Regions from separate parts of the Homo sapiens genome. Here region 1 is linked to region 2. The links are chromatin loops, found by intact Hi-C in ENCODE. Cell type or tissue: prostate gland. All regions are shown on one strand.

The links. A loop is a pair of places that touch in the nucleus more often than their neighbours do. Peaks named below come from ENCODE experiments on the same cell type or tissue, not always from the same donor. Only the 100,000 strongest peaks of a DNase experiment are listed, where the experiment ranks them.
Region 1: it touches region 2 in a loop (2.6-fold over the local background); 1 of 110 quality-filtered maps calls a loop at or near these places.

Annotation. Positions count from the first base shown.
Region 1 is chr21:39,883,273-39,891,272 of GRCh38, reverse strand. All of the region lies in intron 1 of PCP4 (Purkinje cell protein 4), which reads right to left. Among named protein-coding and RNA genes, the nearest start is that of PCP4, 20 kb to the right of the region's middle. In prostate gland, no CTCF peak of the experiment used is centred here; no DNase peak of the experiment used is centred here; H3K27ac peaks cover 2,477 bases.
Region 2 is chr21:39,947,579-39,955,578 of GRCh38, reverse strand. No RefSeq gene overlaps it. Among named protein-coding and RNA genes, the nearest start is that of PCP4, 84 kb to the right of the region's middle. In prostate gland, no CTCF peak of the experiment used is centred here; no DNase peak of the experiment used is centred here; H3K27ac peaks cover 1,370 bases.

The DNA of each region.
Region 1 (8,000 bases), 64 kb after region 2:
GGCAGCCACCCACGGGGGTCCTCAGAGAGGGCCTAGTGACACATGAGAGGTGTCTGACTCAGCACATAGACAAGGCTGGGTGACTATTTTTTTTTCACTAAGTTGCAAAATCACAAACAATCCCTTCATATTCAATACCCTGCTAGTTGAACAGACCACATCAAGTTCCACGTGAATAGTTGGCCTTGGATCCATTTCTGTCTGTACTTTGAGCTTAGAATGGACATAAAGATATGTCTGAACATAAGTATGCTACATTTAGGAGCTGTGCAACATCATCAATACCTAGGTCTTCAGTTCAGGGCTTGAACAGAAAATGTGCTGGCATCCCAAACATCACTAACAGTCCCACAAACAAATTCCTTTGAAAACAAAAAACTCAATTACTTCTCAGTCTACTATTCTTCCTTGTGAAATCCATTACAAAATCACAGTGTTCTTGAAATAGCCACCACTGGATAAGGCAAGCAAGGCATTTCCCCTGGGCACAAAATTTAAGAGGGCTCCAAGAAACTCAGTAATCAAAATAAATCATATGTTAACGCAATATTTTTCAAATAAAAAGTACTGCAAAAAGTCATGATGAACAAAATATTAAAATTTTGTCCAGGCACGGTGGCTCATGCCTGTAATCCCAGCACTTTGGGAGGCCGAGGTGGGTGGATCACCTGAGGTCAGGAGTTTGAGACCAGCCTGGCCAACATGGTGAAAACCCGTCTCTACTAAAAATGAAAATTAAAAAAAAAAAAATGAGCTGGGTGGGGTGGCAAATGCCTGTAATCCCAGCCACTCTGGAGGCTGGGGCAGGAGAATCGCTTGAACCTGGGAGGCAGAGGTTGCACTGAACCGAGATCATGCCATTGCACTCCAGCCTGGGCAACAAGAGTGAGGCTGTCTCAAAATAAATAAATAAATAGATAACGAAATATTAAAATTTGAAATAGACAGGATTGGAATGACCGATATTTCCTTCTGTCTTGGGCTTCAGTGTGGCTCAATCCAACTCTAGTCACTATGTCTCCCTGAAGTAAGGAAAAGATTGGAGAAACCCAGTAATTCCAAGCTTTCAGAAAATTATTCTAATACAGTCATTGAAACCTTTTCATTGTATCATGGGCCATGCCTGGGCCTGAAGGACTTCTGTGGTTGTTTTGAGAGTGTTTATTACACGACTTCTAGAATGCTGCAGTGGAAGGCCTCGCTTCCACCCTTTGTTGTCTATACCCATAAAATCAGTGTGCTATTCATACATCAGTTAGAAGCCAACTCACCCAAACCTGTTTTATCATTTATCATAACCCAGAACACGAGACAGATCATGCCTATTTGGGAAATAATTCAGCCCAGTACACTTTGTTCCATCTTTAGGATAAAATACAAGTTCCCATTAAAAGACACGTATTTTTCATTCCAGAGATTGAAGAGTATGAAATGTGAAATGAATTCCAGCTGGTTAAATTTGGGGTCCAAACTGCAGTCTAATAATATTTTTTTCTGAATGTATGCCTCTAGCATTTAAGTGGGTAAATCTGTATTCACTCTAAGAACTTGGTTTGAGGCTGGGCACGGTGGCTCACGCCTGTAATCCCAGCACTTTGGGAGGCCGAGGCAGGCAGATCACGAGGTCAGGAGATAGAGACCATCCTGGCTAACACAGTGAAACCCCATCTCTACTAAAAATACAAAAAATTAGCCAGGCGTGGTGGTGGGTGCCTGTAGTCCCAGCTACTCAGGAGGCTAAGGCAGGAGAATGGCGTGAACCCGGGAGGCGGAGCTTGCAGTGAGCCGAGATCGTGCCACGGTACTGCAGCCTGGGTGACAGAGCAAGACTCTGTCTCAAAAAAAAAAAAAAAAAAAAAAAGAACTTGGTTTGATATTTAATTTGGTGAGATATGGTTGGACTGGGCGGGGGGCTCACCACTTTTGAAGACCCCTAAGGGTTAGGGAATAAGGAGGCTTCTGAAGCTGTCAGGGCCCAGGTCATCTCCAAATTTCTTAGGGTGCCATACACTCCTCCCTTTCTTTCCCATCTCCCCAGTAGACTTGCCTATGTGGCCACCAAATATTCGTAAGAGCTTTATTCATGAATCTGGCTTTGGCAACACTAGAAAGAAAGAGAGCATCCTCATGCTGCCAGATCCACAGGGGACAAGGGACAACTGGACCCACAGAGGCCCCTGGCTCACAGAGGCGTTCCCTCTCGGCCCCGTGATCAAGCCACGCAGGGATGGAAGTGAAATGGGCTCCTCCCAGTCTTGCTGTCAGCCTCTCACGGCTACGGCACAGGAAAACTTCTCTAGTTAAAGGACTGTGGTGTCTCCCAGGCTAAGAAGTAAAGACTACTTTTTAAAGTGAAACGTAGAAATTAGGTACCTTTACCAATGTGCAAAGCTGTCAGGAGAAAAAGTCACGGGTACAGGGTCAGACAGGTACCCAGACTCAGCCAGGTCAGGGGACCAACTCCTGGACTGTTCATTTTTGCCTTTGCTGAGCCAGGTCCTGGGCTGGGCCCGAGGGTCCCAAGCAGAAGGGACCCACTGCTTCCACTTTGGTGGCTCACAGCCTGGAGGGCCGGGCAGAGAATAAAGCAACCATCTCAGCGTGGAGGGGAGGAGCTGAGACCCAAGAATGATTGACATCGGGGGCAGCGGGGGAGTCCCCTAACTCACACCGCTGTCAGCTCTTGAGGGAGGTGTGCCAACCACTGACTGTCCCCACCAGCTGCGTATCACTGGAGAAATTCCTCATTGAAGTCTCAGTTCCCTCCCTGCCAAAGAAAAATGATAATCCATGCCTCCTACTGGCCACATCTAAGGAGCCTGGACCCAGCAGCCACGCTCCCCCCACTTATCCATCAGTGACAGCGTTTACCACAACAGCCATTGTTGAGTGATGTTAAATGGGTGGTTTATGAAAAGAAAGGAAGTATTTGTTCCTGAGTCCTCTTTAAAATTTTGCCCCCCGTTCCCAACGTCTGACTTCTGTTGGCCCCTGTCTACCACAGAGTTGCTGAGATTCTGCAAAGGAAGGAAAATAAATCCATCTCGTTCTCATGGTGGCTTGAAAGCTCTTGTTAGCAAGTGCTACTTAACAGCGTCTATCCCCCGGTGCTGTGTCTTCTCGTAAGTTATTTTTCTCCACAGTGCTGTCTTCTTTTTGTGCTGTAGCATCCTGATATCAACACTTCTAATGGTTTCAGGGTTTTTAGCTCCCCTGGAATGGCAGCATCTCGACAAGCAGTTCCCTAGATGGATCATAAAAAAGGGGAAAAACACGAATCCGCATATCTTTGGTATATATTGCACATGGGGACCATGAAGTTTCAGATATTGCATATTCCTCGCACAATTAATACCCCACACAGCAGAGACACAAAATGCAGGACTGCCTCCAGTCACCCCAGTAAGCCCTTCTAAGGGTTTCTTGTCTGCTTTCTCTGAATCACCCTGTTTATAAAGAAACAAAAAGGCCTGTTACTATGGTATTATATGTAATGTTATTTTGACGAAGGCTAATCAGGCTCTTAGATGATCCATCTTTGAATGAACAGAGAAGCAAAGCACAGGGATTGCACAGTGAAATGGCATCAACAGCCGGGCAGGTAAGCACGTAGCTGAAGACTGCTTGAGGCCACCTCGATCATTAAGCAAATGGATTCTCAGGAACATTGAAGACCTATCATCAAAGGCAACTTCAAAATCAAAGTTGCTGAATTTGTCTGATGAGCAGAAGAGACTTTTATGCCTACATTTTGTGACAGAGACAGAAAAGATTTAATTTCTCGCCAGTGATATTTTTGTCATCTATAATTCTCCTAATAACATTCCAAAAATTGAGCATTAATTTAATCCCTAAAGGTGTAGAAATTCATGTCAAAAGAAAACTTCAGCTAGAAGGTTTTTTAAAAAAAAAAAAACCAAAAAACAAAAAAAAAGTTGGTTAAAAAAAAGTGATGGGATTTTCAATGACAAAGGCATTAACCTTTCTAATTCCTCCTCTCTTCTTTCATTCTCACCTCTGGAAGACCCAAAGGCTGAAATTCTGCCTCAAATACTACGTTCTATTCCTGTCATTTTTTTATCCTGACCTTTATGGTAAGAGAATTAATTAGCATCACTGCAGTTTAGGCAAACCATTTATAAACGTACCATCATTTTCAGGTATCCACGATTTATTTTATTGGAATTAATTTTATACTTTTTTTCACAGCTATATTTTTAAAATTCGCATTTTCTACTTTAAAAAAATTCTTCTTTGTGCCAATTTTCATGCTGAAGAACACTGTTTTCTATTTGCAAAAGTAGGATATGGCCGTTGTGAAATTTTTGGAACATAAATGAGCAAGGAAAAATGCAAAAAGCCACCTACAATTCAACTAATCAGAGTTAATCCATGTTAATACTTCAGAATATTTTCTTTTCATCTTCTTATAGGTGGACATATATATAGTCTCTCTTTTATAAAACCAACCACATGCCATATATATAATTTCATAAAGATATACATTACAACTTAAGGAACAGTTGCTATTTAATGACTTCTGTGTGGACTCTTCTAATTTCACAGATTTCACAGTGAAATGTCCAGCCCACACTGTTGAGTTCATTTGGAACTCCCTCTGACTTTTCAAATCTTACATATTTCATACTTGTCACTTGTTTATTTTTGAGATGGAATTTCTCTTTTGTTGCCCAGGCTGGAGTGCAATGGTGTGATCTTGGCTCACTGCAACCTCCACCTCCCAGGTTCAAGCAATTCTCCTGCCTCAGCCTCCCAAGTAGCTGGGATTACAGGCATCTACCACCATGCCCAGCTAATTTTGTATTTTTAGTAGATTTGTATTTTAGTAGATTTAGTATTTTTACTAGTATTTTACTAGTATTAGTGTATTTAGTAGATTTGTATTTTAGTAAAATAAGCCACTTGTTTATTCAACTTGGCTCAACAAAGACTCATGGTGACGACTTTTGTGTTGCTGTCAGTTTCCTGAAAATTAATATCATAGAAGGTTCTGAATGGTCCTTGACATTGGGCAGAGCTACTACCACTTTTGCAGTATGGTGGGCTGAATTGGGACCTCCACCCACAATTCACATGAGGAAGCCCTAACCCCAAGTACCCCACAGTGTCATCCTATTGGAAGATAACATCTTTGCAATCGAGTAAAGAGAGCTCATTAGAATGGGCTCTAATCAAATAGGACTGTGTCCTTATTAAAAGGGACAATTTGAACACAGACATGCAGAGGGAAGACAGTGTGGACACACAGGGAGAAGACAGCATCTACAAGCCCGGAAGAGGGGCCTGGAGCAGATTCTCCCTCATGGTGCTCAGAAGGAACCAACCCGGCAGACACCAGGATTGTAAACTTCTGGTCTCCAGAACTATAAGAGAATACATTTCTGTTGTTTAAGCTGCCCGCAGACTAATTAATACATTCAGACAGCAACATAGGAAAGAACAGACTCATCCACAGGAGCTGATAGAAGCACGCTCAGGAAAGAAAGCCGGGCAAAGTCTGGCTCCCAGGCTCTGGGGCCTGTCCTGGCGTCCTGTCCCAGGGGAGGGAGAGGGTGCCTGGCTTTGGGGGATGCCCAGGGCACAGGGGAGGGCATCTCCTTCAGCGCAGCTTGGGTGTGTGCCCTCTGCAGGGGGATGTGACTCCACGGGCATGGGCTGAATTCTCTCCTGAACCCCAAACCACATGGAGGTAGGACACTCCCTGGGCTAGAAAGAAGAGATGTGTCCTCCCTCAACCACATGCCCAGAACTGTTTCTCCAGCCCCGAGCCAGAGGTTTCCCCAGCCGCCAGCCTGATGTCCTTCTCGGCTGCCTTGTGAGGGCAGCGCCTGGCAGAGGGACAAGCTGTGGTCAGAGCAGAGGGAGGGCAACCGGGAGCTCCGCTGGGCCTCAGGCTCGCGGCTAGGCCTCAGGCTCGTTGCTTCTTAGCAACCAACACCTCCCACAGCCCTGGCTCCCCTGGGACTACATGGTTGAATAGCCCCCTGGAGCAGGAGCAGGTGGCGCTTGCTCAGTGTCAGTTTGAGAAGGAGCAGGACAGAAACCCATTTAACGGCTCTGGCTAAGGCTGCTGTTCAGAATCAAAAGCGTTCCCATTCATTGAATGCCCTCCCTGCAGTCAGAGATCCTGGCATAATTTACAAGGACCAGGAACATAGGTCACTCTGGTGTCATTTTGTTACTTTTCTATACTTCAGCTATTCATTATAAAGTAACATTTATAAACTGTCGCACTATGAGATTTAATTGACTTAAAAGCTGATATGATCATGCTATACTCAAAACGGTGTAAATACCTTGCATCGTAATTGGGCTTATTTTTATTTAAGGTGTGCTGGTGAAGAATGTGGGCTCTAGGGCCAAGGGTAGAAAGAAAGGACTGACTATAAGCACACAAATAAACTTTTCAGGTGATAGAATAATCTCTGTCTCTCTCTCTCTCTCTCTCTCTTTTTAAGACGGAGTCTCCTCTGTCACCCAGCCTGGAGTGCAGTGGCATGATCTCCACTCACTGCAACCTCTGCCTCCTTGGGTTCAAGCAATTGTCCTGTCTCAGCCTCCCGAGTAGCTGGGATTACAGGCACATGCCACCACGCCTGGCTAACTTTTGTAATTTTAGTAGAGACAAGGTTTTGCCATGTTGGCCAGGCTGGTCTCGAACTCCTGACCTCAGGTGACCTGCCTGCCTCAGCCTCCCAGAGTGCTGGGATTACAGGTATGAGCCACCATGCCTGGCCAGAATAGTCTATATCTCAATTATAAGACTGCATGTCAGCTGGGTGCGTTGGCTCACTCCTGTAATCCCAGCACTTTGGGAGTCTGAGACAGGCGGATCACCTGAGGTCGGGAGTTTGAGAACAGCCTGACCAACATGGTGAAACCCCGTCTCTACTAAAAATACAAAATTAGCTGGGCATGGTGGTGCATGCCTGTAATCCCAGCTACTTGGGAGGTTGAGGCACGAGAATTGCTTGAACCTGGGAGGCGGAGGTTGCAGTGAGCCAAGATCACACCATTGCACTCCAGCCTGGGCAACAAAAGAGAAATTCCATCTCTCAAAAGAAAAAAAAAAAAGACTGCATATGTCAAAACTCATCGAACATACAACTAAAAGGGGTAGATTTTACCACATGTAAATTACACCTTAATAAACTTAACCTCAAAAATAAGTGTGCTGGAATCCAACTACCCAGGTAATCCCAGCCCTGGTCCCCAGCAGCTGTGTGGCCCAGTTCAGGTCACTTAACTTCTCTGAGCCTCAGTGTCTGTTTTTATTACATGAGAATAACAATATACCCACCTCATTAATGTGTGAGAACTAAATGAGATAAAAACACTCACATTGCATGGATTTGGTTTCTAAGAAAAATCAGAGAGCAAAATAATGGTAAAACAGGCTTAAGAAGAGATGTTTCTCCTTTTTTTTTCATTGTATTCAACTTGCAATATAGTAAAAGTAATGAAAACAGTGCATTGAGCTCACAGTTGAAACACTGGGAGTAAATATGGCTGAATCACCACAAATAAATGATTCTGCTCCTCAAAGCCTTGGCTTCTTTATTTGACCAGTTTCTTTTTCATGGTGAATTAAAATAAAATAGAATACAGAAAATATGTACCTCACATGGATGTCAAGAGACTCCAAACAAAGAATACTGAGATTTGTGTCATTTTTCTCATGAAGGACGTAGGCTCTACCTGTGTTACGAAGTTGTTAATTTCAGCTGAAGTTTCCTGGATCTCTGATTCCAACGGATGCATTTTGTGTGTTTTGTACAAATCACAGCTCATATTTTTTTCTAGAAAGGGAAAATACAGGAGGAGGGAACGCTGATGACAAAGAAGAAATGTGGATGGAAGACTGGGAGAACTCAGTGGCCCTGTTACAAGGTGTGTGCATCTGCTCTAATCAGCAGCCTCTCCCCAAACCAGAGGTTGGGTCAAAGGGCCCAGGAATCAACATGCAAGCACCTCCATTT
Region 2 (8,000 bases):
CTAAAAAAAACAAAAAAAAAATAGACTGGTGTGGTAGCACACACCTGCGGTGCTAGCTACTCCAGAGGCTGAGGTGGGAGGATTGCTTGAGCCCAGGAGGCAGAAGTTGCAGGTTTGCAGTAAGCTAAGATCTCGTCATTGCACTCCAGTCTGGGCAACAGAGCTAGACCCGTCTCAAAAAATAAAATAGAATAAAATAAAATAAAATAAAATAAAATAATAAAATAATTTGTAATCTCTGTATGCAGAAATATATTCTTATCAGACAACGGAGGAGCTTTCTTTAAGTACAATACATCACAGCATACGCTGGACACTAAGTACGGGCAACCTGAAGAAGACTGTTCACACAGTGGGACGTCAGCAAACAGTCCAAAAGACGAGCATCAAGAGAAAATCATGACTCAAACTTCAGCAAAGGTATAGGAGCCAGAAACCCCTCAGAGGCAGCAGCTAAACAGCCAGAAGAAATGGGGAAAAGAGAGCACCCCAGTCCGGGGCCCCAAATACATTCATACCTGGTTTTCCAGAGTGGAGCTAGCCCAAGGGCTGTACGAGGCCAATCTGACACTTCTAGAGCTTTCCATGAGTTTCTGGCCCTTCCTCTTCCAATCATTTTAGCCACAGGTCCTGGAGGTGACTTGGAGTTGACAGGGTGAGCCCTGTTCATGGCCCAGCCTTTCCAGCTCTGTGGAGTTGCCAGCGCCTTCACAGAACACGGAAAGGCCATCCACACTGGGCTCTAACATTGCCATCCCTCCTCAACGAAGCCACCAGCTCTCTCCACCAGGTCTCGCTGCACCCTGAGCACAGCTGCTGCAGAGCGCTTCCAACAGGCCGCCTATGACTGTCGGCCTGCTGCATCCTGCAAAACAAAGTGGCACATTTAACATTAGCAGAGGTTTTATTTACATCATTGGCTGCTTAACGACCTACCGTAGATAGTCTTCCGTACTTGTAATAGGTCAGATTAGCTGTGCTTCATTGGTTTCTAGACTGTTCTTTCTGGGAAGTGTTTTTATAGACTCATTAGTCAATCAGCTGGTCTTTGTGAAGGTTACGTGATTTCAGAACATCTCACTTTTGATAGGCAGGAGAGGTGGAAACTGCCCCCAATATCCCTCTAGAATAGTAGTGGTGAGTTAAAGGGATGGTATTAGTTACCTAGAGCTGCTGTCACAGATTACCACAAACCCGGTGGCTTAAAATAACAGACAAGCATTCTCTCACAGTTCTGCAGAAGAAATCCAAAATTAAGATATCAGCAAGACTATGCTCTCTCCAAAGGATCTAGGGGAGAATGGATACCTTGTCTCTTCCAGCCTCTGGTGGCCATCTGCATTCCTGTGGCAGGCCAGGTCTCACTACCAGCTGAGCAGGCAGCCTCCACGACAGCGGTTTCGGCACTGACTGAGTGGTTAAGTTAAATACTAAAAGCTGAAAGAGGTTGGGCATGGTGGCTTACGCCTGTAATCCCAGCACTTTGGGAGACAAAGGCGGGCAGATCACAAGGCCAGCAGTCTGAGACCAGCCTGACCAATATGGTGAAACCCCATCTCTACTAAAAATACAAAAATTAGCTGGGCGTGGTGGCAGGCACCTGTAGTCCCAGCTACTTGGGAGGTTGGGACAGGAGAATTGCTTGAACCTGGGAGGCGGAGGTTGCAGTGAGCCAAGATTGCGCCACCGCACTCCAGCCTCAGCAACAGAGCGAGACTCTGTCTCAAGAAAAAAAAAAAAAAAAAAAAAAAAGGCTGAAAGCCCCAGCGTCCTTATACAAAAGCTGGAATGTAACAAAAGCCCACCAAGAGTTTTGCCCAGGCCTTTCCTGGGCCTTGAAGCATGACAAGATAACAAAGGAATTCTTAACAGGACCTGTTTAGGATTAAACAAGTTTTATCGTGGGTCTGAAGAATCTCTCCAGATCTTCACAAACAAGTTTTATTGGGAACTCCCCAAACCTCCCTGATTTAGCAGGTGACAAGATAAGGGTAATCATCTCTGGCACCTGGACCCATCTACATTAAGTAAATTTACTGAGGCTCCAGAGGAAGGTCTTCAGGACTCAGACCTTAGTTATAGATTAGAAGTTAATCACTTATATCTTTGGATGAATGCACACTTACATGTACACATTAGCTTAGAAGGTATATAAGCTCCGGAAAACTTTGTAATTTTGAGTTGGCCCGGTGATATTTTCCTGGCCTTCTCCCTGTCCCTGGTTACAGAAATAAACTTTCATCTTTCCCAGTTCATCTACATCTCATTACTGGGCTGTGAGAATAAGCACCCCTACCCTCGATTCAGTCTGGGGACATTCCTTGGCTTGGGACTGTCTCTCTGCACTCTATGCCTCTGTGGTCACATGGTCACCTTCTCTTCTGTCTGTGTAATCTTCCTCTGTGTTGTTCTTATAAGGACGCTTGCCATTGGATTTAGGGCCTACCCAGATAACCCAGGATAATCTCATCTCAAGATTCCTAACTTCATTACATATGCAGAGACAGGGTCTGGGGTCTCTGCCTTTTCCCAAGTAAGGTCGCATCGACAGATTCTGGAGATTAGGATGCAGACATATCTTTTTGGGGACAAACTATCCCGGTTTTCCAGGGACTGAGGGGTTTCCCAGAACATAAGAAGTTTAATGCCAAAATGGAGACTAATTGATTACCCTAACTCTGAGAAACAGATCCCAGAAGAGGAACACCCTTAGGCAGAGTTAGGCAGTGGTTCTCAAAGAAGTGGCCTGGACCAGCAGTACCAGCATCAACTGGGTATTTGTTAGAAATGCACATTCTTAGGCCCCACCCCAGACCTACTGAATCAAAAACGCTGAGGATGAGCGTCCAAAATCCGTCTTAGCAAGTTCTCCAGGTGATTCCAATATACACTGAAGTCTGAGAACCTTTGGAGAAAAACTTAAGTCTTGGCCAAAAAAGCACAAAAAAGCAGAGAACAAAACCCAACTGGAACGTTAGTTCTCTGTGCTGGCAGCACATTTGAATCCTTTGAAAAGCTTTGTGAAAATCCTGATGCCCAAGCCCTATAATTGGTCTGGGGAGGAGCCCACACAATGGTGCTTTTACAGAGCTTCCCAGGTGACTATTATGTGTGGCAGGACTCAGCACCTAAGCCACGAGGCTCCATCCAAGAGCAGCTTAATGAGCACGTGAGCAAGTGAGGGGCTCCAAAGAGGTTGCTTGCTCCTTTGTGCACTAAATCACAGAATACGCACTAGGCTTTTATTTTGAACTTAAAAAGAGTGAAAGACCATATTTCCTTGGTCTACATCTACAGATGGACAACAAAATGTAATTTCAGAGTAATTTGGCAAGCAGAAGTATGTGAATAGCTTAGGAGCAAAACAAAACAAAACAAAAGTTCCCAAATTAAGATAGAACAAAATGAAGGTGTGATGTGGAGGAAGGGTAGAAATGCCGAATATTTTCTCTGAGGTGAGAGGCTATTTTCCACACCTGGCAAAGTGAGCCCACCAGGAAACCACAGCAGGTTGACAGGGGATGCCGCACTCTGCCATTATGCACGTAGCCATTGCAGCAATATTTTGACTTCTGTCTTTTTTTCCGCACTGCTGCAGCTGTGGCCAGGATTCCCTCGCAGTTCCCAAGAGAAGGGAGTACACCATGCCATGCAGGACCAGTCGGGAGGCTGGGGAAATCCTGGCCCGGAGCCCTCATGATGGTTTCCATGGTGAAGCAGAGTAGATAAGTTTGAGCAAGTTTAGGATTGGATAGTTTGAATAATTTCAGCAGGCTCTGGGCTAGAGAGATGGTCTCTAGTTGTCCAGTACCTGACCTTTGGGGCAATTTAGGGCAGAGAAAACATTGGCTTGGTATATGAGCGTTTGATAAAAGAGGTGGTTGGTGATTTGGGCTTTCTTTTATTGTTTTGCACATGAAAGGCGTGTTTGCAGGGAAAATGTTTGCTATGTCGGGAATTCGCTAGCGCTGGAAGGGATCGTCTCTCCAGGCCCCAGAATAGCAAAGCATCAGCAAAGCATCATAAAATGCAAAAAATACACATATGACTAATATACCCACATAATCTAAAATCACAGGGCTCTTACCCTCAGGTATGCCTCATAGGGAACCTGAGCTTGTTAAACCGGGAAGCTGGTGATGCAGATCTGGGAGCCAACTGAGTAGAAACCATGGGTCTGCCTACGATTATCCCGCAGAGAAGGAATAAGGGGAGTGCGGTGCCCAGAGCGACTCTTCCATGTATTAGTGAGCAGGAGGAAAGGAACACCCAATAACGGGGAGAGAAGAAACCAGCAGAGAGGAAACACAGTGACAAGAGGATAGGGAACTCTGGGATTGTCCCCCAGAGGGTCAGCCAGGATTATCACCAGTGATATTTGGAGGGAAGGAAGGGAGGGCCAGCTCTCATATGCCAGGTGGGTAATTTTTTTCCAGAAATGCAGACAACTTTTTTAAAGAAAATTGGCTGTGAGGAGAAGGACAGGAGTCTTAGTAAATACCAGAGTAATGGAATGACTTTGTTTTTAAAGCCAGAGTAGACTTGACCATATTTTTACAGGAAGAACGGGGACCATGATGTGGAAGAAACGGAATGCTCACGTAAAGGAGAACTGTGGAGCAGCTTTTTTGGACAGCTAGGAGGAGAGTGATCCGGCACACAGGGCAACGGGGCAACTTTATAAGGGAACAGACATTTCTTCATAAACAGGAGTGAGAAGAGAGATGAGGCTAAGCCACGCCGTCCATAAGAGGAATGAAATTAGGATTTATATTGGAATGGCTTCAGTCTGCTCAGTAACATGGGAGGTGAGATCATCTGCTAAGACTTCAGGGAGCAGCTGACAGTGGATAAGCGTTTAAAGAGAATTTAAAGGGTATGTGGCAGCTACTGGGGAAAACCAGCAGAGTCAACTCTGAAAGAAGGAATGACCTGCAGGGAGGATGGACAGAGGTTAGAGCTCAGGGGGACACTGGGGAGCAGGTGTTCCCAAAAACAGGAGCATTGATTGAAAGTCTGTGTAAGGGCAGTTACCTCCCAAGCTGTCCACCTCCACCCGGCATGAGGCTGAAGTTCATTCTCTAGAGAGACTGAAATAGAGGCATCACTGAGGTTAAGAGAATTCAATAAAAATGGACACACTAAAGGGTAAGACCCCTGAGCCCCTTCAGTTCAGAGCACATGCGTTGCCAGACTTATACTCTTCCCGCTACACACTCATGCTAGGACTTTGAGGATTTCTCCTGAGCCCTAACAATGATCCAAACATAATAATGGAAAGACCCAGCCAAACCTCCCTACCTTGAAGCCATGGGTCAGCAAGCCTTGCCCACAGATACTTTGGAATGCACTGCCTTTAAATATGAACTATCAGCAGACATTTCACAAAAGCATCTACAAGCACAGGGTTTCTCAGCCTCAGCACTATTATGATTTGCAGCTGGAAAATCCTTTGCTATGGCAAGGTGTATTAGTCAGGGTTCTCTAGAGGGACAGGACTAATAGGATAGATGTATATATGAAAGGGAGTTTATTAAGGAGCATTGACTTACACGATCACAAAGTGAAGTCCTGCAATAGGCCATCTGCAAGCTGAGAAGCAAGAAGGCCACTCCAAGTCCCAAAACCTCAAAACTAAGAAGGGGACAGTGCAGCCTTCAGTCTGCGTCCAAAGGCCTGAGAGCTCCTGGCAAACCACTGGTGTAGGTCCAAGAGTCCCAAAGCTGAAGAACTTGGAGTCCAATGTTCTAGGGCAGGAAGCATCCAGCACAGGAGAAAGATGAAGGCCAGAAGACTCAGCCAGTCTAGTTCTTCCATGTTCGTCTGCCTGCTTTATTCCAGCTGTACTGGCAGCTAATTAGATTGTACCCACCCAGATTGAGGGTGGGTCTGCTTTTTCCTGTCCACTGACTCAAATGTGAATCTCCTTTGGCAATACCCCTACAGACACACCCAGGAACAATACTTTGCATCCGTCAATCCAATCAGGTTGACACTCAGTATTAACCATCACAGGGGGCTATTCTGTGCATTGTAAAATGCTTAGCAACATCCCTGGCCTCCACCCGCTAGATGCTAGCAGCACCCACGCCAGTTGTGACAACTCAAACTATTTCCAGCTATTGACAAATATCTATTGAAGATGAAATATCTGCCTACTCCCAACCCAGTTGAGAATCACTTATTTAACATGAAAGGAAAGACAAACTCTAAAAAATAAAAAATAGAAAAAAAGAGATGTTGCAGGGAGCATAATATATCTTTTGGGGAAAAAACTGTAATTAACATCCTAATAGCTATGAGTAGATACTTTTTAAATAAAATCAGAAAAAAGTGTGATTACAAAAAAAATAGATTCAAGCAACTAAAAATAGACATAGGAAACTAAAAATATCAGGTCAAAATGAAAAACAGATGCATTGAAAGGCAAAATTGAAAAAAGAAATCTTCCAGCTAGTAAGACAAAGTGACAGAGAGATGAAAATGGGAGAGAAAAATAAACAAAATAAAAGGATCATTCCAGGAAGCCAACATCCATATAACAGATATTTTAGAAAGTTACTTCAGATAAAAATGGAGAATAAATTACCAAATAAATAATTTAGGAATATTTCCAGGAACTGAAGGATGCAAGACTCCAGTTGGAAAGTTACCTTTAAACATCCAGTACAAATGGATGAAAGACACTTACCTCAATGCAATCCATGTAAATTTTCAGAAAACTGGGGCTAAAGAGAAGAATTTTAAGTATTTTAGAGTAAAAACTAGGGCACAAAAGATTGGAAATGAGAATGGTGTTGGATTCCTCTTCAGCAATAATGGAAGCTATACAATAAAGAACAATTCAGAGTCTTAAGAAACAGTGCCACGTGTTGAAAAGGATGGGCAACTACTAAAAATCTCATGCGTTGCTGGCAAAAATGCAAAATGGCACAGCCACTTTGGAAAACAGTTTGGCCATTTCTTATAAACTTAAGTACAAACTTACCATATGACCTAGCAATACCACTCATTGAAAAAGAAATGAAATAAACACATATATGCACACAAAGACTTGTATGCTAATGTTTGTTTCAGAATGAATAATAAAATCCCAAAATGGATGCAAATAAATTGTCTATCAGTTGTTGAAGGGATGGTACAGGATATCCATACTAGGGAATACTACTCTGCCATAAATTGAAATGAAATACTGGCATACACAACAACATGGATGAATCACAAAACATACTAAATAAGAAGTTAAACACAACAGTCTACGTAATGTATGATTCCTTTTATATGAAGTTCTGGAAAAGGCAAATCTATAGTGACACAAAGCAGAGCACTGGCTGCCTGAGGTTCAAATATAGAGGGGCATGAGGAATTGTTTTAGGGTGATAGGACTGTTCTGTATCTTGATAGTAGTAGCCGTTACACAGCTGTATACAGTCACCAAAATCATAAAACTGTATACTTTTTAATGAGTGATCATTATTGCTTGTAAATTATGTATCAGTAAAGCTAATAAAAGAGTATTAAAAACCAAAAAAATAATTGTTCACCCCCTAAAATTGTATACCTAGCCAAACTATCATTCAATTAAAGTGTTAAGAAAAATACATCTTAAAAATGCAGAAATTCAATACCTTCTAGGTCCCCTTTCTTCACCTTTCTTAACAGGATCCTAAAGATATATTCCATCCACATGAGAAAGACAACCATGAAAGAGGAATGAACATATGATGACCTAGGACAGGAGAAATACTGAACAGCTCCCTGAAGGATAATGAATAGACACTCCAGGATGGAATCTGTGCCAGAGCCCTACTGGAGCATGAAGATGGAGGAAGAGTCTCTGAAAAAAAATTTGAAAAAAGGAAACTACAGGTTACTCTTGAGACCTTTGAATATATTAAGGAAAAATATATTTTTGGTGGAAAGTCCAGCATTAAAATAGTGGTAACTACATAAAAACTAAGCAAAGGTAAAATTAGAAAATTATTAACTCCAGGAAAGAA